2 separate regions of the Homo sapiens genome follow, and region 1 is linked to region 2. A link is a contact called in ENCODE Hi-C or POLR2A ChIA-PET data. All regions are on one chromosome and are shown on one strand. The core of a region is the stretch at or near the end of the contact, and the rest is flanking DNA. Distances in the headings are between cores, read along the strand shown. Region 1 holds the start of STK17B (serine/threonine kinase 17b). Region 2 holds the start of GLS (glutaminase).

Region 1 (6,992 bases), core at 3,177-5,676, 5.3 Mb before region 2:
TTAAGAGTCAGGAGACCTAAATTATTGTTCAGATATGTACCACCGAATTTAGGTGTGTGATCTTTTGCAAGTCCCTCAACTTCTCTCACTGTAGGTTTCTTCCCTTCTAAAACAAGGGAGTTGGGTTACTGAACTGCAAGAATTTTTCTAGCTCCAGACTGCTCTGATTGTCTCTAGCACTGGAAATTTAGACACAATTAGAAGGCACGTTTCTAGCCCTTCAGACCTACACTGCCTAACTTAGTAGCCACATGTGGCCATGAAACACTTGGGATGTGGCTAACATGACAAAATTTTCTATTTTATTTCATTGTCATTAAATTTATATTAAGAAACTGATACTGTATTTAGTTATTGAAAAACTTTATTTATTTTTGAGACAGAGTCTCGCTTTGTCGCCCAAGCTGGAGTGCAGTGGTACACAATCTCGGCTAACTGCAACCTCTGCCTCCTGCGTTCAAGTGATTCTCCTGCCTCAACCTACTGAGTTGCTGGGATCACAGGAACCTGCCACCATGCCTGGCTAATTTTTGTATTTTTAGTAGAGACGGGGTTTCACCATGTTGGCCAGGCTGGTCTTGAACTCCTGATCTCAAATCATCTGCCCGCCTTGGCCTCCCAAAGTGCTAGGATTACAGATATGAGCCACCACACCTGGCGTGAAAAACTTTAGTTTGTTCAAAACAACTTAGGAATGTGAATCTGCTTTTTGCAACAGTAAATTTTGTGAAATCTAAATACAGATCAAGTGTTTCCGATGAAAATTTGGCATCTGAATTGGGACATGCTGTAAGTATAAAATACTAGATTTAAGACAATATTAAAAAAGGAAGTAAAATGTCTCAATAATTTTTGTTGATTACATGTTGAAATGACAATGTTTTAGAAATATTGGGTTAAATAAAATAAATTGTTAAAATTAATTTTATCTGTGTTTACTTTTTAAAATATGACTAGTAGAACATTTGCCAATGTGCGTGGCATTTCTTTTGGACAGCTTTTACAGGACAGGTTATACTCTATAAACTGCAGTGAGTGGTTGGATTGGCATATTGGCCCTAGTTGATCATGGATGTTTTGGAGAGGAAAGCTGTGTCACCCTTTAAGGAAGACACTTGTACCAGTCTGAGTTATTACTCTCATCAGACAAAACTAGCCCCAATTAGCTTTGCTAATAGTGTTTCAAGAGAGTCAGGGGATGTGAGGTCTCTTAGAGTCTCTCTGGTTCTCAGTGCTTTCAAAATTGCAATGTGCTGTAGGCACCATGAGTAAATGCACTGCGACATCTCCATCTGAGTACACTCACTATTCCTACCTCCAGAGAGGGGATCTGTTTGGAGGAGCCTGTCTCCATTCAGTGAGCACCCCTGTTGGGTGGGGGGTTGAGCCACGCCCCTTCAGAGGCTGTTGGCCTTGCCTGCGTCTGGCTACCTTTAGCCTAGCCACAGGTTTCTGGTATATTCAGTTCTAGACAGGTAGTAGAGCTTGTTTTGCCTTTTCCACATGAATTCTTCAGAAGGAGGGTGTGTCAGTGGCAAGAGTTTTGAGTTTGAGGCCTTCTGCTCTGTGCAAAACCCTCCTTTTCTGCATCTACAGGGAGTAAACATGGAATCGGTGAGAATCACTTTCCTTGATCATTATGTGGTCAGTATGCGGTGACTGACTTGATGTGACTGGGGAAGGTCCCTTCCCTGGACAGAATATGGTGAGTGTCGTGCCATTACCGGAGAGGATCACCTTCCCTGGCCACATGTGGTAAGCAGTGACTGGGAACGATCATCGCTCCCAGTCAGTGTGTGATTACTAACCTGGAGTGATCCAGGAGGACCACTGTATTTGTTTGCTTGGACTGCCATAACAAATACCACAGAGCGGACAGCTTAAACAACAGACAGTTCTGGAGGCTAGAGGCTGTTGATCAAGATATCAGCAGGTCTTGTTTCTTCTGAAACCTCTCTGCTTGCTTTGCAAATGGCCACCTTCTTGTTATGTCCTCACAGGGTGGTCCCTTAGTCAGTGTTGTATGTGTCCTAATTTCTTCTTATCAGGACACCAGTCATCTTGGATCAGGGGCCACTCATATTATCTCATTTTACCTTAATTACCTCTTTAAAGGCCCTATCTCCACATACGGTCATACTCTGAGTTCCTGAGGGTTAGAATTTCAACGTATGAACTGGAAAAGAACACAACTGAGCCCATAACAACCGCCATCCCTGGTCGGAATGTGTCATTCAAGGATGGTCAACTTAATGAACTGTGTGGTCAGAAGCAATGACCACAGAATGACCATCAGGTCACCTGGAGATTTCCTACTCAAGGGAATGAGAGCAGGAACATATATCTTTGACACGGTGATGAATGAGTTTAGGTAAATGAGGTGGATGGAGGAATGTATTGACTTCTGAATTTTCCTGCAAGGCCACAGATGTACTGCCTCCTCCTCAGCACCAGGAATTCCTTGTTACTTGAACCACAGTGCCTGAGACCAAGTAAGTGTAGTTGAATGTCCTTGGGATAGTGTGGTAAGTCCTAGTTAACAAATCTGACATCAGGCACAAGGGTTAACAATCTATTTAGGGTCATAAAAGAAACACAAACTATCAGCCCTGCACCAAAGAACATAAGGCAGAGGTGATCAGGCTGGGAACAGAAAGTAGGAATCAGCAGAGTTCTGATTCCTGAAGAGGGTAACCTTCTTAAAGTCAGAAACTGATGAACAGGTATGGATGAGGAGGATGGTGATAAGCTGGAGCTAAGGCAGAAGCAGGAAAATGCAAGACATGACAATATCCCTAGGAGGCTGGCTGGTTACAGCAGAGGTATTGTGACCAAGAGGACTGGCTTACAGTGGTGCCAGAGAGAGAAAAGTCTGTGTCTAGGTGTGAAGTGATCTGGGACTGGATTAGTGACGGGGAGTATGGGGTGAGTGTGAGAAGATTGCTAAAAGCTGGCAATTGATGAAATGTTGAAATTAAGGAGGTCCAAAGTTAAACACACAACCCCAAAACCACCATAATGATGTAATCCTGTGACCCCCAAGAGGTTACTAGTTTTGGTACTGGTGCTGAGACCTCTGGAATGCAACACCTATGCTCATGAAAGAAAAGATGGGAACAGTCTCATTGCTTACGGATTCTTATACCCCAGAAAAGTTAATTCCAGTGTGTGGCATTTTATTTTCATCCTAACTTTAGGCTTCTCTAGTCAGCCCAATTGTTAGCAACAAGAAATTAGATAGATGGAAGCAATATTCTCCATTTGACAAGGTTTAGGGGCAAGACATTATTAACCTGGGAGGAGGAGTTAACCTAAGTAACAACAAACAGACTTCATAAAAGGGCTGTGATGCATTCTATACCTTTATCTTGGGGAAAATGCAGTAGGAAAGGGAAACAGCTAGCTTCACAGGAATTTGCTTGGCTTACTGGGATAGAACAAGAAAACCTGTCCTTTATATGCTAACTGAACATTAAGTCTTTTGAAAGCAAGAGGACGACTCCACTCCCAGTATCCTTTCCCACGGAAGGGTTTTCTGCAATTATCGTAAATGTCCTCTGAAAGCAATCCTAGATTACATAACTAATCCCATATATGTATGAGTATGTGTGTATCCTATACATATAAACTAGGATTATATATCTATGTAAAACATTTGTGTCTTGCACAGAACTTTGAAAATTTCCACTGTCTTCAAAGGATAACAGATCTTGAGTAGGTTGCTGAGGGCTTTCATCTTTTTCCTTAGCACTATAAATGCAAAATCGGCTATTCAGCCTATTGGGACCCTCCCTACACTGCCTTCAGTCAGTGCCTCAGAAGGGACACCATTCGCGACAGCGGACGTTAGCAGTGGGGTCTAGGTTCCATAAATCCCCAACTGATGTTGACACTCCGAGGAACCTCTGCCAAGTTGTAGCAAACTGGGTTCTCCACTTACAGGGTACGTTCCGGTCCTAAGGAAGACTCTCAAGAAGAGTCAGAAAATAGGTCTTTGGTAGGCACTGAAGTTTGGTAACTAGTCGCAGGCAGCTGGGACGAATTTTGCGGCTTCCTTCTCCCCGGTCTCCGGATATTCACACCTCTCGAACTGACCTCTCTGAAGGTGGGAAGGAGTACACAGAGCAGTAGTTCCAGCCCCGCGCGCCCCCTCTGCAGCGCCGCCCCCTCCGCCCCTCCCTCGCGGCAGCCCGAGTGCGCCCCACCTGCGCCGCCACGCCGCCGCGCCTCCCCGCCCCGCCTCGGGCCAGCCAGGCGCCGCACCCTCTCACCGCCGGGCCCCGCCCCGCACACGCGCCCCCGGCCGGTGCCCCGCCCCTCCCGTCACGTGACAGACCCACCCTCCGCACCCGTTCCGATTGGCTCTCCCGACCTAGGGGGAGGGATCTGGCGAACGGCGATGCCCCAGACGCGGCTGCAGTTTTCAAACCGCGACTGCAAGCTTCGGTAGTCCTCTCCGCTGCTGTCGCCAGGAGTCACTTCACGAGAAGCCAGGTCACAACCGTCGGCCCTTGTCTGGAAAAGTAAAAGTGGATCCTGCCACGTTCGGAGCTCCCTGGCGCCTCGCCCGGCTGGAGCTAGAGAACTCGTCCTGTGGCGGCCCCCGGCGTGGGGCGGGACAGCGGCCCCCTGGAGGGGGCAGTCCCGGGAGAACCTGCGGCGGCCGGAGCGGTTAGTGTCCTGCGGGATTGGCGGGTTGGCTCGGGGCTGCGATGGAACCAGCCGCCTCGGTACAGAGACCTCATACGTGAGGAAGGAGGACCCGAGGAGGGTTTAGGCGGTACGGTCCGGCTGAGAGGGGCTTGGACTCCGCCGCCCCTGAGGTGGCTGATTGCTGCTGGCGCCTCTCCGCTTTGCGGCTGGAGTCCGGGTTCCCTGGGGCTCCGCGCGGGGGGCGGCCGGCGGTCCTCCCACCACCCTCCTCAGCCCGGGGCGCGTGTCTGTGTCTGTGCGTGTCCGTGTGTCCCCGTGCGCCCTCCACCCGGCCGGCCCCGGCTCTCCCCAGGTCGCGCCAGGCAGGGCCCCCTTCGCGGCGGGCCCGCGCGGGTCCCTTCCACAGCAAGGCCACGCGGTCCCCCTAGCCTCTCCCGAGTCCCAGCTGCGGCGTGGGCGCGTTCCCATCGGGACTCGTGGACGCGTCCTGCTCCCAGCTGCCTTTCGTCTAGAGAAAGTTCGTGTTCATCTTGTGGGACGTTTTCAGTTACTGCTTGGGAACAGTGTTTTAAAACCAGCGAGAGATCAAGACGGGCTACAGCTGTTTCCGTGATTTTCAGCGATCTGATTTTTGCTTTGATGCCTTGTGACCCACTTAGTGTGCACGACTCATCCTCAAACTATACCACTACTGGATGCCAACGATTTTTGACATTTACCCAGGCTCTTTGTTTTATTGTAGGGAAAAGCGTTTCATTTGAATTTCCTCCGAGGGAGAAGTAGAGACAAAGTTGAAAGAGGCTTTATAGCAGCTGGTAGCTGGCATTAGTTTCTGTCTGGACTAGAGGCACTCTGACATCAATTTGGAAATTGGAATTAAGAAAATACGTTTTTAAAATCGTAATACTTATCAGATTTCACTAATATTTAAACACATGAGGACTGTGTATCACATTCACCGATTGTTTTGTCGACGTAATGTTTACATCTGTGGTGCTAATGATAAGCAGAACCTTGCCAGGGACGTTTGACGTGGTGTGGCCACTTTACGTTTTCAAGTCTATGAGAATGTCTGCGCGGAGACAGCATAGCTCTGTAGAAATGAGTGGCAGCGTATGTAACCTGGCATTTTGAACCCAGGAGCACAATTTTATTAAAGGAAAATAAACCTACTTTCTCATTGATAACACTGTTTTTTAGTTTTATGGTGAACTGTTCGGAAGTAATTTTCAACAAGTGCTTATTTTATAAATATTAGACCGTGTACCCCTAGGATTGTGTATTTTTTAAGAAAACTGGTCCATAGAAGCGGTGCAAAAGTTTTAAACTCATCTGCCTCGGATCCTCCTCCTCTGAGCAGATGCTCAATTAAACTTTTTCTAGTATCTTAATAATTGGAGGTATTAATAGATGTTTTATTTTTGAGATACATATTGTACATTTTAGATCTTTTTTTTTTTCTAAAGTAGGGATCCAAAATTGAGGTGAAATATATTTGCTTACATGGCAAGACTTTTTAAAAGTAGAATTTCTGTAATTGAAGACCATCCTTTTTTGTGTGTGAATAGAATGGTTGCGGTTTCTCTTGGGATCATTGATTAGTGAATTACGATTTGGTTAAGATAGAATGCGTTTTTAGGAAGTTGGAGGTTTGACTAATCGCTGTGTTAGCATATGAGTAACAAATTTGAAGAAGATACAAGCATTTTTATGGCTGACGTTTCTAATCAGATAATTTTATTTTTAAGCTTGCTCTGTTTTACTTTTGTTAAGTGAACATTTTAACATGTTTTAAAGCTCTTTGATAATTATAAGGGAGAATTTCCTTATGAAAATATTTTTGCTTTAATTTTAGAGACACAAGAAGTCAAGGAATTCAGTTAATAACACTTTCACTTAATCGTTAAATTGCCTTAAAATTGCATGCATAGTATATTGTAATTCACATTTTCTGTATGTAAGATTGGCAGTTAAGAATAGTATTCTGGCCGGGCGCAGTGGCTCAAGCCTGTAATCCCAGCACTTTGGGAGGCCGAGGCGGGCGGATCATAAGGTCAGGCGTTCGAGACCAATATGGTGAAACCCCGTGTCTACTAAAAATACAAAAATTAGCCGGGCATTGTGGCGCGCGCCTGTAGTCCCAGCTACTCGGGAGGCTGAGGCAGAAGAGTTGCTTGACCCGGAAGGCCGAGGTTGCAGTGAGCCGAGATCACGCCACTGCACTCCAGCCTGGGCAACAGAGGGAGACTCCGTCTCAAAAAAAAAAAAAAAAAAAAAAAAAATAGTATTCCTAGGCTTACTACTTTTAAAGGATACTGATTGATTCTTCTTTTCATAAA
Region 2 (7,185 bases), core at 2,174-4,673:
AGAAGGGATACGCTGTTGAGAAGGCAGACAAGTGGGAAAGGGACAAAGGCCTCAGCCTCAGGGTTTTTACCCAGTGAGGAAATTCAAAAAGAACTAGGAAAGAAGAGAGAACAATTTTGAAAACGAAGAGAGGCAAGCAAAGTTGGTTTTCAAGATAACAGAATGAACCATAACAAAATTAAATAAGATCACTAAAGACAAAACTGAGCAAAGATCATTAAATTTTTCTATGTGATATTAAGACGTTCGTATCCTAAACCACACTAAAGTTGCGTGATGGAAACAGCATAGTCTAAAGTGACATTAGTTCAAAGAGTTTGTGAAAAAAAGGTAAAGTAACTTGCTTATATCACGCCTCCTTCCAGAATATAAAGTAAATAAAATATAAACTCAGGACCAAGGAAAGGAGGAAACGCAGATATCCCAGCCATGTGAACTGATGAAATTGGTGTGGTTAAGCATTAAATTTACTCTGAACTTATTTATCAGCAGAGCAAAAGGTAAACAGTGCAACTCACATAGTTTCATATAAGACAGATGTATAGCAATTTCTCAAGATAAACATTTTTGTGGAAACTAAAAAAATTAAAAACCTTCATGTGCAAGCCTGAAATTCCAAGGCCAATCTCTTTAACAGGCTTTACAATAATGAAGAAGCAATGTTTTCTCATTTATTTAATAAATAGTTATGTGTCATTTAACACACGCCAAATATTGTTCTAAGCCTTTTACAAAATGTTAATTTAATTTTCTCATGGTTATTTCTTTTAATAATACTACATAAAATCTGGCACAGTCCTGAGTGAGTGCTAGCATACCAGGTGGACTGCTGACTGAGGGATGACCTATGCTTTGCAGGCTAAGCATTAGAAAGGATAACAGGATCAACTGGGAGCTTACCTCCCAGGATAAGAGAAATGTTTGTCACATAAAGGCAAAATGAAAGGAGCCAAAGAGGGAAAGCTACATTTGGAAACCAGATCATTAAGGAAATAGAAACTTTAACCAAATTAAAAAACTTTCTTCACAACCTTGAGGCCCTTGCTAAAAGGTGATTTTTTATTAAAAAGGCAATGAAACCAGAAACTTCTGGACAAGTGAATCACAGAAGAAGCTCAATTTCCTGTTTGACAAAAGAGGAAAAAAAAGAGAGGCACTAGAGCCACTGCAGAGACACAGACCTGAAGACATAATTTTACTAGAATGCAGTTCCCATCTTGTAGCCTTTAAGATGAACTTTTAAACGGTTGTGACTGCATTTTGCAATTCTGTACCTTGGGCACTTGCATGTAAACTCGTTACTTCCTTGGTAAACCGGATGATGTTAAAGTAAAAGTGAGTCCCAGATGAGATTAAATTATCATTCTAGTCCCTAAAACATGAGAGAAGTACAAATTTAACAGAAGTATAGCTTTTTAGAACTTGAAAGGATTTAAGTCATCTAACCCAAGATATTAAATAACCTGTCCATGGTCAGGACGCTATTTTGTGGCACAAAACCAACATCACAAAATACCACAAATTTCGCCCATCATCAAGTGATTTTTTTCAAATAATCTTTTTCAGTCTGGGAGAAGAACTTTAGAAAAGTTTCTGGAAGGTCCCAACTTCAATTACAGGAAAACATCAAGCAGGCGTGAGATTGAAATTATAACAATGTTCTCACTTTCAGTTTGACTTAAGGAACTCTAGAGCTGGAAATAGCAGCAGAAATAAAAGGGAAGCAAAACAGGTTAGAGTGTCAGCGTACAAAGCCAGAAAAAGAGTAAGGTATAATGAAAGCAGATCCGTAAATTTTTACCCATTTTGGGAAAACAAAGTGGTCCATTTGTATTACACAAGACAAAAATATATAGGAGACTGCTTTGCATATTGTTTAAGAAAAACCAGTTTTGCTTTAAGACTAAACTACTGTGCCGTACACATACAGGATGAGTCAACATCCTATCACAATGAAGTCACAAAACCTACTCAACTCAGATTTTTCACTGAGTTAGTGTATTACGTCACATTTCATCTTGGCTATTTAACTTTTATTTCTAAAAATCTCCCCATCTCACGGAAGACCTGACAAGCCAAAGCTGGTCCCTTATGCAAACAGGTGGTCTATACTGCGTGCCCCATCTTCTCGGCCACATGACCGGATTCCTCCTAATCTCACTTCTGAAACATTGTTTCCGGTGCCCCAGATGGCTCTACACGTGCCTGAGGTAGCCACTCCCGAAATATAAAGAGCTCTCTGTCACATCTGGCTTCCAACCGGATGATGGCAGAAACCAAGGGAGGGCAGGCAGAGCGGAAACGAGCCAGGAAAAGCGACAAGTCAGGAAGGTAAAGGCTCTGCTGAACGCCCAACTCCTAAATGTCACTCGGTGGAGATGTTCGTGCAGCATCGCCCACGAATGGCTGGGGCGGGCGGCCAGGCGCTGCAGCCGCAAGCCAGGGAGCTGAGCACGCAGCGCGGGCAGGGGAGCGGCCTCTCTGGCGCTGGGGACGCCAGGCGAGCCCATCAGGCCCCACCGCGGCCCCACCAGGGCGACCCCCGCCGGGGGCGGAGAAGGGAAGTGGGTGCCTGGCGGAGGGTTGCGGGCGGGGAAGGCGCGGGCGGGGCCGGGCCTAATCACATGGCGCAGACGGCGCAGGCCGCCCGGCACCTCTTTCTTTCTCTTTTCTAGACCCTCGGCTCCTATCCCGCCCCACCGCAGGGCCCCACACAGCCTGAGCCCGGGCCCCGAAAGGAACGAGGCCTCCTGCGCCTCGCGGAGACACTCACTTTTCACCTGAGGCCACCAGCTCTTTGCCCTCGCTGTTGCCAAACGCGTCCGTCTCCCCGGGGCCGTCCTTGGGGCCGGGCGCCGCCGGGGCAGCGGGTGGCGACACCCCGGGCTGCGGATGCGTGCTCCCCTTGCCCAGCTCCTGCAAGATCTCCGAAGGAGAGCTGGACAGGCCCCGCGCGAGGGGCTCCGCCGGCCAGCCGCCCCCGCCCCACCACGGGTGGAGTCGCGCGGCGGCAGCCGGGCCCGCGGCCGGCCGTCCCCCGCCTCGGGGACGCCGGCACAGGGTGACCAAGGGCTGTGCCCGCCGCAGAGTCGCGCTCACGCCGGCGGGCGACCGCAGGAGCAGGTCCCGCAGCATCCCCGAGCCTCGCAGCCGCATCATGCCGCCGGGTCCGTCAGCGCCCGCTCAACAGGGGAGGATGCTCCGGGCGTGGGCGGCCGGTTTCCTCGGGGAACGCGGTCTGTGGTGGGGCGGTGAGATGACAGAAGAGGAAAGGGCAGCTACTTGGGTGTGGTTCCGGCTCGGACTCCCGCAGCGGATGCGGGTGCTGCTGCTGCTGCTGCTGCTGCTGCTGCTGCTGCTGCTGCTGCTGCGCGCTAGGATTGCCGCGACCGGTTCTCTTCGCTCCGCCTAAGGCTCCGCACTGAGGCTAAAGCGCAGGGGAGGGCTAGAGACCTTCAGCGCTCGCCGACGGCCCGCCCCTTTCGCCCGCTGCGATTGGCTCAAATCCTCGACCTCTCTTTTGATTGGCGATTAGGGCAGTCAAATTTCTCTCGGCTCTGGGTGCGCGGAGAGTAGGGCGGGGGATTGGTGGGGGGCGGGGAGAGGAGTCAAACTGACGTGTGAAGCGGGTGAGCCAGGCCCGGCTGCTCAGTAGCCACTTTCTGCACGCCGTGCCAACTCCGAGGCTAGCCTAGTTGGGTACTAGGGGCTCTGGGTTCTCGCATTTATGAAGCAGTGGGCTCCTCCACTCTGGGAATTCGAGCTGTTGGGGAGACTCATGGGCGAGATCCCCCGCAGCCGAGGGCAGTGAGGTCAGCAGGTTTGGCAGGGCTGAGTCTGGCCGAGCTGTCGGAACTCAGCCGATCCCAGCTCGCATCTGGCCCCCAGGTCAGGGCGTCTGGCGACTCCTCCGAGAGCAGCCCCGGACAAGCTTCATCCCTCTCCCAAATGTAACATTTGCTTGAAACTTTCCATGATTGGCTACTACCCAGACGTGAAGTGTTTTGGAAAAAATGAGCAAAATCCTTTCAGCTATGCGACTTAAGCCATGGGAGGGTGGAGGTGGAGGGAGGGCGACGAGTGGCGAGGCGGGGTGGGGGGGTTGCGGAATCCAGAATACGACAGCTTTCTTTTTTAAAAATTATTTTTTTTAAATGTACACCGATACTTCAAAAATAGTTTTGAATAGCAATGATTCCGTTAACGCTATTTGCTTGAAAGCAAAACTGTAGATACTTTTCTATTTTAAAAACTGCTTCACTGTTTTAAAATAGAAGCGTTGGAATACGGGTTCTCTAAGTTATTTCAGCATCACTTTATCCATTTATCCTTTTGGACCTGTGGAAAAACAGCCAAGAACCTGATAAACTGAGTTATTCCCTGAGGCTACATACACATTACATTCCAGGACAAAAAAATGTTTTTAGACTATTTCCTGAAACAATTAGGTTTAAATGGAGTAGATCCACAGAGTTTAATAAGATGTTTTGGGGGTTGGTGTGTTGTTACTGTGTTGTTGTGTGTGTTCGTTTTGAGAAAGGGTCTCACTCTGTCGCCCAGGCTGAAGTGCAGTGGCGCGATCACGGCTTACTGCAGCCTTGAACTCAGGGGCCCCGGTGATCCTCCCACCTCAGCCAGCACCTGCTTTTTTTTTTTTTTTTTTTTGTATTTTTGGTAGAGACGGGGTTTCGCCAGGTTGCCCAGGCTGGTTTCGAGGGATCTGCACCCCCTGGGCCTCCCAAATTGCTGGGATTACAGGCGTGAGCCACCACGCCCGGCCTAATGAGGTGATTTTTATGAAACTAGAAGGGTGTATGTCAGGTGCATCATTAATTGATAACCGGATTTAGTAATCTAGTGAACTGTAAAATATTTCAATAGATTAATAATTAGGAAATCTGGCTGTACCTACAGGTTATGTGACCTTTGGCATGTTACAGCCTTGCCGTGTTTTAAGTTTTTTTTTTCTATCTGCTCTTTAACCAGAAGAACATGGAAAAAACTATCATGTGTAAAACATAGTCACCTTTTTTATTTAAAAAAAAAAAAGCAGGACAATGGGAAAGTACTTAGATAGCTTTTATTACTAATGTTACTTGTCCAAAAATGTTGATGAATCAAAGTAATGATATATTCAGGAATAGAGACATCAAGTTTCAGAGGAAAGGTAACAAATATTACCCCTGCCTAACCCTGACTTGTTAATGACTTGCAGACTTTAATATTGTCCAATATATTAGCTGCAATTAGTTATCAATTTTAACTGCCTCTTTTTTCTCAACAACACAAAGCAACTGACAATCCAGTTACTGTTTTCCTCTCAGTTTCTCCCTTAATTTCTCTGAGTTTCTTATGAAAATTGTTTTAGATATTTAAAGGTTTAAAGGCTTTATAGTTCACTTAACAAATAAGAAAGCTAACCTAGTAACAGATTATTTTCTAGAGTTTCTAGTTTCTAGAGTTTTATTTTCTGGTAGTTTCCAGACTTTCTGCTTTTGGTGAGAATGGATAGATATTACTCCCAAAATTTGGAAGAATTGAGTCCACTGAAATTTAACCCCTTGTTTGAGAAGGCTAATGAAAAGGTTATAGACAGCAAAGAAACTATTATAAATAGAATAAAAATGTGACTCAATACTTTCATTTGATTCTTTTCTTCATCTTATATAATTTTTTAATCTTTAAAGATATTTTTATCTACAACTTTGTAACCATTACACAACTTTGAAGTTTCAGTTATGTTAAATTGAATTATATCATTACATAAACTCATGTAATCATCATGTAAAAAGTATAAAAACATTTGTATACATACAATAAGTAGTCCACCAAAATATCTACAAATAGAAAAATGCTCTCCACATTAACTATGGTTGGGTTGTCAGATCTACTCTTCGACTTCCTTTTTGCTCCTAAGTGCAGCTACACTACAAAGAGTTGCTGTCCCATAGCCATCATCAGGTAATCAGCCATCAAAAGGAATAATTGGAATTTGTGCACTTTGTGTCTGTTCTAACTTGAAGAAAGGTTCCTGTGCTTCTATGTTCCTGAGCTTCTTTGTTCTGTCGAAGATTACAAAAGGCTAATGTTTCAAGATCATAATAAAATCCATATATAGGCCGGGCGCGGTGGACTCACACCTGTAATCCCAGCACTTTGGGAGGCTGAGGCGAGCAGATCACAAGGTCAGGAGATTGAGACCATCCTGGCTAACACGGTTAAACCCCATCTCTACTAAAAATACAACGATTAGCTGGGCGTGGTGGCACACACCTGTAATCCCAGCTACTTGGGAGGCTGAGGCAGGAGAATCACTCAAACCTGGGAGGCCGAGGTTACAGTGAGCCAAGATCGCACCACTGCACTCCAGCCTGGCAACAGAGCGATACTACATCTCAAAAAATAAAATAAAATAAGATAAAATAATATATATATATAGAAATTCCAGATTGCGCCTTCACAAAAACTAGTAGATTATTTGTTGACCTAGAACTAAAAAGAAAGTAATTTTCCTTTGACTAACAGCTTAAAAGAATTGCCTAAGCCTTTTTTTGAAATTCTTCTGTTTGGAGAATAGAGTAAGGTTCAGGAAGCCTCTAAACAAGCTTCTGCTACTACTTCCCTTTCTTCTGTTGGTTTCCTGCTTTAACTGGCCAAATTCCTAGCCTCACTGATAAGCCCTGCCAAACATGGCTTATTTTTCCAATACTGAATATAGATGTGTACCAAAGTAAGTATGGTAAATCCCTCATCTATAAAAAGGGGATAATATGGCCAGGCAAGGTGGCTCACGCCTGTAATCCCAGCACTTTGGGAGGCCGAAGCAGGTGGATCACCTGAGGTCAGGAGTTCAAGACCAGCCTGGCCAACATGGTGAAACCCCATCTCTACTAGAAATTCAAAAAATTAGCCAGGCATGGTGGTGCATGCCTGTAATCCCAGCTACTCGGGAGGCTGAGGCAGGAGAATTGCTTGAACCTGGGAGGCAGAGGTTGCAGTGAGCCGAGATCTAGCCATTGCACTCCAGCCTGGGCTATGAGAGAGCAAGACTCCATCTCAAAAAAACAAAGGGGGGCGGATAATATTGGTACTTATAGGGTTGTTGTGTGGAATAAATAAACAACACATATAAAGCACCCAGAATAATGACAGTAGCACTCTGTAAGTGTTATAGCTGTTATTATC

What was found. A loop is a pair of places that touch in the nucleus more often than their neighbours do. ChIA-PET counts read pairs that join two places held with the same protein, here RNA polymerase II (POLR2A). Pooled maps may share reads with other maps.
Region 1: a loop to region 2 is called in a map of naive thymus-derived CD4-positive, alpha-beta T cell, with 8 times the contacts of the local background. The contact joins the promoter of STK17B here to the promoter of GLS in region 2. A Hi-C loop is called at or near these places in 2 of 168 maps with a recorded cell type or tissue (CD4-positive, alpha-beta memory T cell and naive thymus-derived CD4-positive, alpha-beta T cell), 4 of 37 single-sample maps with no recorded cell type and 13 of 50 pooled maps. POLR2A ChIA-PET finds 5 or more read pairs at or near these places in 2 of 52 experiments (CD4-positive, alpha-beta T cell and CD8-positive, alpha-beta T cell).

What each region holds. Positions count from the first base shown.
Region 1 is chr2:196,169,012-196,176,003 of GRCh38, reverse strand. It overlaps STK17B (serine/threonine kinase 17b), which reads left to right and starts at 4,426. Exons shown (of 8, transcript NM_004226.4): 1 at 4,426-4,671. LOC101927454 (a long non-coding RNA gene) reads right to left here and starts at 4,465. Exons shown (of 2, transcript XR_923737.2): 1 at 4,373-4,465; 2 at 3,156-4,099. RefSeq lists silencers at 4,131-4,360, 4,881-5,100.
Region 2 is chr2:190,877,059-190,884,243 of GRCh38, reverse strand. It overlaps GLS (glutaminase), which reads right to left and starts at 3,423. Exons shown (of 18, transcript NM_014905.5): 1 at 2,774-3,423. The coding sequence starts at 3,159. LOC124906110 (a long non-coding RNA gene) reads left to right here and starts at 2,256. Exons shown (of 2, transcript XR_007087791.1): 1 at 2,256-2,331; 2 at 2,676-7,185. RefSeq lists enhancers at 1,946-2,135, 1,300-2,499, 3,896-4,035 and silencers at 2,456-2,765, 2,826-2,915, 2,966-3,025, 3,366-3,625.